2 separate regions of the Mus musculus genome follow, and region 2 is linked to region 1. Evidence: chromatin loops called from intact Hi-C (ENCODE). Cell type or tissue: heart. All regions are shown on one strand.

Region 1 (4,000 bases):
GGAAGGGAGGTGGGGAGATGAAGAAGGAATGGTGTGAGGAACTGGGGGTGAGTGGGCAGGAATGTAAATAAAGAAAATAATTTTTAGAAAAAGTAAGTGTGCCAGGATCAGTGTAGGCAGACCTGTCACTCCAGCATTCAGGAGGGTGAGGCAGAAAGACTCTCATTTTGAAAACAAAATCTCATCTGGGCATGGGTGGCACACACCTTTAGTCCTAAAGGCAGAGGTAGGCAGTGAGTTCCAGGACAGCCAGAACTACATAGTGAGACCTTAGTCCCTTACTTACACAGGCAAGGTCCTGATGGAATTTCTACATACCCAGAATGTCCAAAGGTGTAACAGATACTATCATCTATAATAAACACTTGTATTATCACAGCCAATGCTTGCTAACAATGGAATCTATCCATAGTTTTTCTCACATTCCCACCTTTTTCCTCCTCCTATGTTATCCTATATTAGCTGACTACCTCTTAGAGCTGTCCTTCCAGAAACCCTCGATCTTTGTAGAGCAAGCAGCAGCTTCTTGTCTATGCTGGCCAGACTCCCACTCCTCACTGCACTATATGAATGTCACCCATCTTTCAGTGAGGCATCCCTTTCCAGCAGCGTCCTGTACAGCGCCTGCCTCACAGTGTGACTATTTATGTAACCGCTGTGGTTTACTTTATCATCAAAGCTGTCTGCTCACTCGTGTTCGATTTTTATCTCACAAGACTAGAAATCACACACTTAAAAAGCTTCCAAAGCCGAGAGGTGGAGTACACCTACACTAGAGACAATTCAGCAGGAAGCCTTAAACCTCAGGCCTGCCTAGGCTTTCGGTAGAGGCCCTGCATCAAAAAGTTTCCTCAGATGCCCAGGCAGACACACTTGTCCCTGAGCCTAACAACTTACACCTGACCAAAGGGTCCTACATGGAAGGAGAATCAACTCCCACAAGTTGTCCTCTGACTTCTATGTACACCAACCACATTGCTCATGGAATCCCTCTGTATGAATAAATATATTTTTTCAGTATCTATGCACTAGATAAGTGTGCTTGCTGTATTATGGTAGACTTGATAAACCTTGATTGAGTCGGTAATCTTTCGGTCCTGAAGGAAGTTTCCAGTATAGTCAAAGCTGGCTTTAAAAACCTGCTCATGTCTAGCAACTACAACAGAGCCATAAGGGTTTATTTTACCTTACAGGCAAATTCCATAACATACTTTTTTTTTTGAGACAGGTCCCTCTTGGCCGTTTTGACTGGCCTCAAACTCAAGAGACCTGCCAGGCTCTGTCTCTCGAGTGCTGGGACTAAAGTCGAGCACCACCCCACCCGGCAAGGCAACATTATACATTTTTAAGCTACAAAGAAGTCGGGGGCGGGGGCTACTTGAAGACATTGACGTTCAGGTTATTGGGGGGGGGGTGTCAAATGCAAGGACTCTTATCTATCCAACCCTTTTCATCTGGGAAAATGGTTGCCATTCGAGGCAACAGTACGTCCCTACGTAGCACAAAGAGGTTGGAGGCTTCGACTTGGGAAGAGAGAGGCAGATTCAAACTCAAGGCTGGGGAAGAAAGGGCCCGGGGCCATTTGGAGCTGGGGAAAGGATTGGTGGATCGCACGCAGATCCCGCCCCGGGGAGAGCCTCGCTGGTGAACGCCGCGGGGAACGTTAGGCTAATTACGGCGAGGGTGGAGAGCTCGGCGGCGCGGGAAGCGGCGGGGACCGCTAGCCAGGCAGCCGGCCCTCCCTGGCTTGCCCTCGCCGTGACCTGAGCGCCCAGAACCTTCCACGCGCCTGGGTCGGGCGGAACCGGAGCCGAGGGAGCCGGGGCAGGCAGGGCGCACGGGGCGGCGAGGCCGCGCGCGCGGGGCGGAAGTGGAGGCCACGCTCGGGGAGAGCGCGTGGGAGGGGGGGGCGCTTCAGACCACGACAACGGGCTCGGCCTCGAGCCGCTGGGACCCCTCGTGAGAAGACGCCATCTCCTCGGGCGGCAGCCGCGAGTGCGAGCAGGGCCGGACCTGCCCCGCCGGCGGCTCTCGGGGGTCGGGGAGGGGAAGCCGCCGCGCGGTCGGTCCACGCTTACCTGCCGCGCTCTCTGCAGGGCATCTTTGAAAGCGTCGTTAACGACTCCGCCGCCGCCGCCGCCAGCCGAGCCAGACGACGGCGGAGGCACTGTGGAGTAGTCGGCCATACCCACGCTACAGCACACGCTGCCGTTTCCTCGCGGAGGGAGGCGCCGCTCTCGGTTAACTGCTAAGAAAGGAAGAAGATGGCGGCCGTCGAGGCTCTATCACATTCTTGCACGACCATCGTGCCGTAAAGGGGCGGAGACTGGCAGACGGAAATCCCGCGATGTTTCAGCGCTGACGCGCGATTGGCGGGGGGTGAAGAGGGGGTGGAGGGTACAGAGAAGGGACGCCGGGCGAAGAATATCGCGAGACTTGACCGGGCTCCCACGAGAGTAGGGTCTCTCTGGGCGCCTCCTCGCAGCGCGAGTGCGGGCCATTGTTCCCTCGCCTCGGCGGCTGAGGCAGTGGCGCCCGGGAAGTGTGCCGCCCGCGCTTGTAGGGGACTTGGAAAGGCCGTCGCGGATCAGGGAGCTAGCTAGTGTCCTTCCGTGTTTCCGTAGTAAGGGGCCTGACGTCGTCGGGCGGGGACGTCACGCAACAGTGTCGCGCGGCCGCACAGCCCGAGGGCCGCGCGCACGGGGCGTGCGGGGCGTCCGCGGCGACGCTGCGGAACCGTCTGCGGCCCGGCGGCGGGAGCCCACCATGCTCCGGGGCGCCGAGCTGCCTCTGCCCATGTCTCCACCCGGGCCGGTCACAAGCGGGGAGGAACTCAGACCACCGGGCCCTTAGTTCTCGAGCCGATTGCCTACTGAGTCTCTTATGTAAAATAGTGTGGGCGAGCGGATGGTGAAAGTATGACCGCCCTTTGTCCTTTAAAAACGTGAGTGTTGCACATCCAGTATGTAGACACCTAGCGTTGCGTGTCTTTGGCCAGTCTTACCATGTGCCCCTTATGTCACGAACGTGTCATGCTCCTGACACAAACCGGCTTTACTGCGTTTTCCCCACCCCCCCCCCCGCGCCCCTGCGGGTAGTCAGATCAATGTCATGGTCTGAATTTTCATTTCTGGACTAGTTGGCTTTGCAGGCAGTTTCTAATATTTGTCATATATGCCAATAACCACGTTTCTCCAGACCATTCCTGAGCGTGTCTTAGCCATGCTAGCCTAATGCTGGCAATTACTACGGTGAATGAGGGTTCTTGGGCCTTTATTCTGTTTATACTTAGTATGCCACAATGATCCCTGCTCTCAGTTTAGCTAAGAAAAAGGCAAAATGGACTGTCTAATGTATGACGTTTCCCCCCTCTCAGTCTAAGAAGCATTTTTCTTAACACCAATCTTAGAATGAGAGAAATATGTTCCCTTGGCTTTCCGATAGCCGGAAACTATGTGTCCAGTACCCACTATCAGTTACTAAGTCAGGTGCTGGCAGATACAAACAGCATGATTTTCTTAAAACCAGCTCTGTCTTAGCCATTTGATAGCTCAGTTTGACCTGTTTAACCTGTTCATGGATGTCTAGGAATGTCCGTGGATTTAGAAAAACAGTAAAGGTATTGGGCTACAGATTTAATCATAGCAATATGTAGGAAAACTAGCTAATGAGAGTATTTCAGTCGCGTTTTAAGGAAGTTTGCCCAGCAAATAGCATTTACTCATCAGTAATTGATGTTTTTATTCACTAATTAGATTTGTATACTAGTTAGATGTCTGGTTGAAATAATTCAGAGTTTTATTTATTCCCCCTATAACCAATTATCGTTTAGATTTTTTCTAAATATTGAAAGGACCTTCATTTCTCATTTTTTACAACACTGCATACCGGGAAGGTGAGTATTGTAGTATGGAATACTTTGGGATCAGCTTAGACTACGGTTTCTTATCCTCAATGCTGCTGAGAGACTTTGGACTGGGTAATTCTTGGCTGTATGCTT
Region 2 (4,000 bases), 65 kb after region 1:
GGACAGAAGACCATCTCAGCTGAGTTTAGGCTTCTGGATCAATCTTACGGAATGCGTTGGTTCTTCTCTAGATGTTGAAAATAGAACTCCAGGCAAGCACTGAGCCACAGTCCTGGCTCTTACAGGTTTATAATATGCAGAGTAGAGCACGTGGTTGCAATGTCTCAGTGTCACAGGTCACCGCAGCTCTGCACAGGTTGACAAGGTTCTTGACAGGTGGTGAGTCAGCATGGTGCAAAAGAAAAGCACAGGCTTTGAGGTCAGATAGGGAGGTGGGTTGGGGAAGGAATTCCTCTGTGTGTTATTGCTAGGCATAGAAAATGCCATGGCGGGCTTATCCTTAGCATACAATTCTGCCAGTCTACTAAACGTTCTGCTAAACATGCATCCATGTTCAGTAGTCAAAGCTAATTTTCACCCCTCCCGATACCCATTAAGTCTCCTAGAATTTTGGTAATTATGTTCATATCATGGCCTGAACTGGCTGATTTTGTGTGTCAACTTGACACGAGCTGGAGTTATCACAGAGAAAGGAGCTTCAGTTGAGGAAATGCCTCCATGAGATCCAGCTGTAGGCATTTTCTCAATTAGTGATCAATAGGGGAGGGCCCCTTGTGGGTGGTGCCATCCCTGAGCTGGTAGTCTTGGGTTTTATAAGAAAGCAAGCTGAGCAAGGCAGAGGAAGCAAGCCAGTAAGTAACATTCCTCCATGGCCTCTGCATCAGCTCCTGCTTCCTGACCTGCTTGAGTTCCAGTCCTGACTTCCTTTGGTGATCAACAGCAATGTAGAAAGAGTAAGCGGAATAAATCCTTTTCTCTCCAACTTGCTTGGTCATGATGTTTGTGCAGGAATAGAAACCCTGACTGAGACATGGCCCTAGAAGCCTAGACTGAAAGTCTAGGGATGGTTATCAGTGTCAGACACAGAAGAGTAGTTCAAGCACAGTCTCTCCCAGCACCTAGGCCTTAAGAGTTTCCTTTATTTTTAATTAAAAGTTGTTATTACTGTTGTAATTGTTAGTGTGTGTGTGTGTGTGTGTCTGTCTGTCTGCCTTCAGACATGTGTCATGGCATGTGGATGCCAGAGTGCAATACTCAGAAGATGCTCTGTCTCCTCTCTCTTCCTCTTCCTCTTCCTCTTCCTCTTCCTCTTCCTCTTCCTCTTCCTCTTCCCCTCCCCTCCCCTCTTCTCTCTCTCTCCCCCTCTCTCTCTTTCCTCCTCCTCCTTCTCTCTCCCCTCTTCTCTTCTCTTCTCTTCTCTTCTCTTCTCTTCTCTTCTCTTCTCTTCTCTTCTCTTCTCTTCTCTCCTCTCCTCTCCTCTCCTCTCCTCTCCTCTCCTCTCCTCTCCTCTCCTCTCCTCTCCTCTCCTCTCCTCTTCTCTCCTCCTTCTCCTCTCCCCTCCCCTTCCCTCTCTCTCTCTCTGTGTCTCTCTTTCTCTGTCTGTCTCTGTCTCTCTCTCTCTCTGAAGGTTTCTCCCACTCTTTCTGCCATACTTGCTACCCCAAGCTCTCTGGTCCTGGCTGAGTCTCCTGTTCTGCCTCTTGCTTTGGTATTGTAGCACTGGGTTTCAGGTGCCCACCATCAAATCTGGCTTTTTCACAAGGGTTCTGGGGACCAGACTCAGGTCAACAGGTTCAAACGGCAGGAGCCATTCCCACTGAGCCATCCCACCAGAATCTTCTTTTTAACACATGTTTTAGCCTCAACACACTCATACAGGACCATGCCAGTTGGTCCTTTTAAGAAGAAATGAAAACGCAAATAGGAGAGCATACAGTTATATCACACACCCAAATAATGCAGACAGCAAAAGAAGTTGTGAGAGCAAGGATAACCTGGGATAAAGTTTACCTAATGATAACCAAATTGCTGGGGGTGGGGGTGCAGGAAAGAAGGAGATTGGAGGTGAAAGAGCTTGTTATCCATTTGCACTGAAATAGCAGCAGGATTCCTTTCCATCTCCCATCCTCCCATCTCCCCTTCTCAGAGTGGTGAGGAGGGCTACACATCACAGGATCTGAGGGAGGCTGGGGGAAGGGAGCATGTGTGGTCATAAAAATAGAAGCAGGCAGCACAGACACAGAGTCAGTTCCCAGCCTGGAGCCAGGGCCTGTACTGTGCGTTCTGGTGTGGTGACACATTCTTGGGAGCTGAGCGTGGTGTCCAGCAGTAGCCAGCCAGCCTTCTGGGAACCCTTCTGACCCTGCTGGCTCCTCTCTCCTCCTCCAAATACTCTGCCTGCCCCAGTACTAGGGATCTTGAAGGCTGAATAGACATGATGCTGGCAAGCAGAGGGTGGGGAGAAACTATGGTGGGAGCAGGGGGCAGAGGGCAGAGGGCAGAGGGCAGAGGGCAGAGGGCAGAGGGCAAGGGGTTAGGGAGCAAGCTTAAGCAATTCCCAGCACAGAGACCTTTACGTAGACTTGTGACCTACCTTCCACAGAGCCCTTTCAGCCCTTTCTCCTTTTCCCAATGTCTGGTCCTAAAGATCTCCATCTCTAGGCAAGAAAAGAGTCAAACCTGAGCAACCCCAGCCTAGCAGAGATCGCACACATAGTCTGCAGTAAGGGAAATCATGCCTGTGTGTTTAGCCGCCCCCTTCCCACTTACCCATCATTCATTTCTTACATGTTCCAGTTTCCAAATAAAGATTAAAGTTCCTGAGGTGGTCTCCCTCCTTCTCCCAAATTCTTTAGCCTCACCTAAGGATTCCAAAAGGACTTTTTCCTAACAACTTCCAAATGTCTTGGTCCAGAATAAATATCCATCTCCCAGTCCCTCTGCCCTCTCTTTCAGATAGTTTTTCTAGTGTATCCTTCTCCAAGTGTTCAGCTTGATGTCTGAATTCTTGCTCTAGACTGTAGTAACAGAACACCTTCCTGTTCTAGACTGTGGTAATAGAGTACCCTCCTGCTCTAGACTGTAGTAGCAGAGCACCTTCCTGCTCTAGACTGTGGTAACAGAGTACCTTCCTGTTCTAGACTGTGGTAACAGAGTACCCTCCTGCTCTAGACTGTAGTAGCAGAGTACCTTCCTGCTCTAGACTGTGGTAACAGAGTACCCTCCTGCTCTAGACTGTAGTAACAGCATAGCCCTCCTGTTCTAAACCATAGTAACAGAGTGCCCTCCTGCTCTAGATTGCAGTAACAGTGCCCTCCTGCTCGTTCTAGGCTGTAGCAACAGCAGCACCTTCCTGTTCTAGACTGTAGTAACAGAATGCCTTCCTGCTCTAGACTGTAGTAACAGAGCTTCTTCCTTGGTCGATGGCATTTTCACAGCTGAGTGTCTCCTTGTGCCATAATTCAGGCCTTATTTTGTTTATTGGTGTGTGTGTGTGTGTGTGTGTGTGTGTGTGTGTGTGTGTGTGTGCCAGCATATAAGAACCCACAGAAGCCAGAAGGTGGCATGGGATGCCTGGGGCTGGAATAGGAGGTGCTTGTAAACTCCCCGACATGCATGCTGGGAACTGAGCCCCCAGTTCTCTGCAATGTAGCAAGTCTAACTGCTAAGCCTTCTCTCCAGTCCCATGCGGGTCATTTTCAAATGTCACCTTCTCTTTAGGCATTTTATTCTAAGTGTTACGGGTCAGCATCCCAGGCCAAGAGAAACAGAGTTCTCTGTTCTGGAAAACATGGTGGAATATTTAGCTTAAAGATTCTCTGGATGCCAAACGACCGTCTTTACCACTGTATGTTCATGTTTGCTGGTGACTGGAGAGCTTAGTTCACAAATTCTATAATGCTTATATGCCATCCCACTGTGCCAGGATGTAAACTACTGACCTAGTTTCCTCGCCTGGCTGTGTTCCTCCCCATCTTCTGCAACAAGGGGGAAGACATGTTAAGAAAGACAATTGGTTCAGAAAGCAGGAAACAGAAGCACCGTTTGATTTATGATGTCTTGAAGTTGGCAAGTAGCTTACATTCCTCAGATGGGATAAGCTAACCTATCTCCTCTCCTTGTAGGGATATTGTGGGAGAGGTCATTGTCTCACTTGCTG

The links. Peaks named below come from ENCODE experiments on the same cell type or tissue, not always from the same donor. Only the 100,000 strongest peaks of a DNase experiment are listed, where the experiment ranks them.
Region 2: a loop joins it to region 1, with 2.5 times the contacts of the local background. A loop is called at or near these places in 1 of 42 quality-filtered maps.

Annotation. Positions count from the first base shown.
Region 1 is chr3:152,208,779-152,212,778 of GRCm38, reverse strand. Fubp1 (far upstream element (FUSE) binding protein 1) reads right to left here and starts at 2,357. Exons shown (of 20, transcript NM_057172.4): 1 at 2,079-2,357. The coding sequence starts at 2,186. Gm40180 (a long non-coding RNA gene) reads right to left here. Exons shown (of 3, transcript XR_867759.3): 3 at 3,891-4,000. It also overlaps a transcript of Dnajb4 not described here. In heart, a CTCF peak has its summit at 2,190; DNase peaks (open chromatin) are centred at 1,848 and 2,368; H3K4me3 peaks cover 4,000 bases; H3K27ac peaks cover 3,259 bases.
Region 2 is chr3:152,143,486-152,147,485 of GRCm38, reverse strand. The region is part of intron 1 of Gipc2 (GIPC PDZ domain containing family, member 2); the gene reads left to right. Among named protein-coding and RNA genes, the nearest start is that of Gipc2, 20 kb to the left of the region's middle. In heart, no CTCF peak of the experiment used is centred here; DNase peaks (open chromatin) are centred at 15 and 2,125; H3K4me3 peaks cover 329 bases; H3K27ac peaks cover 3,450 bases.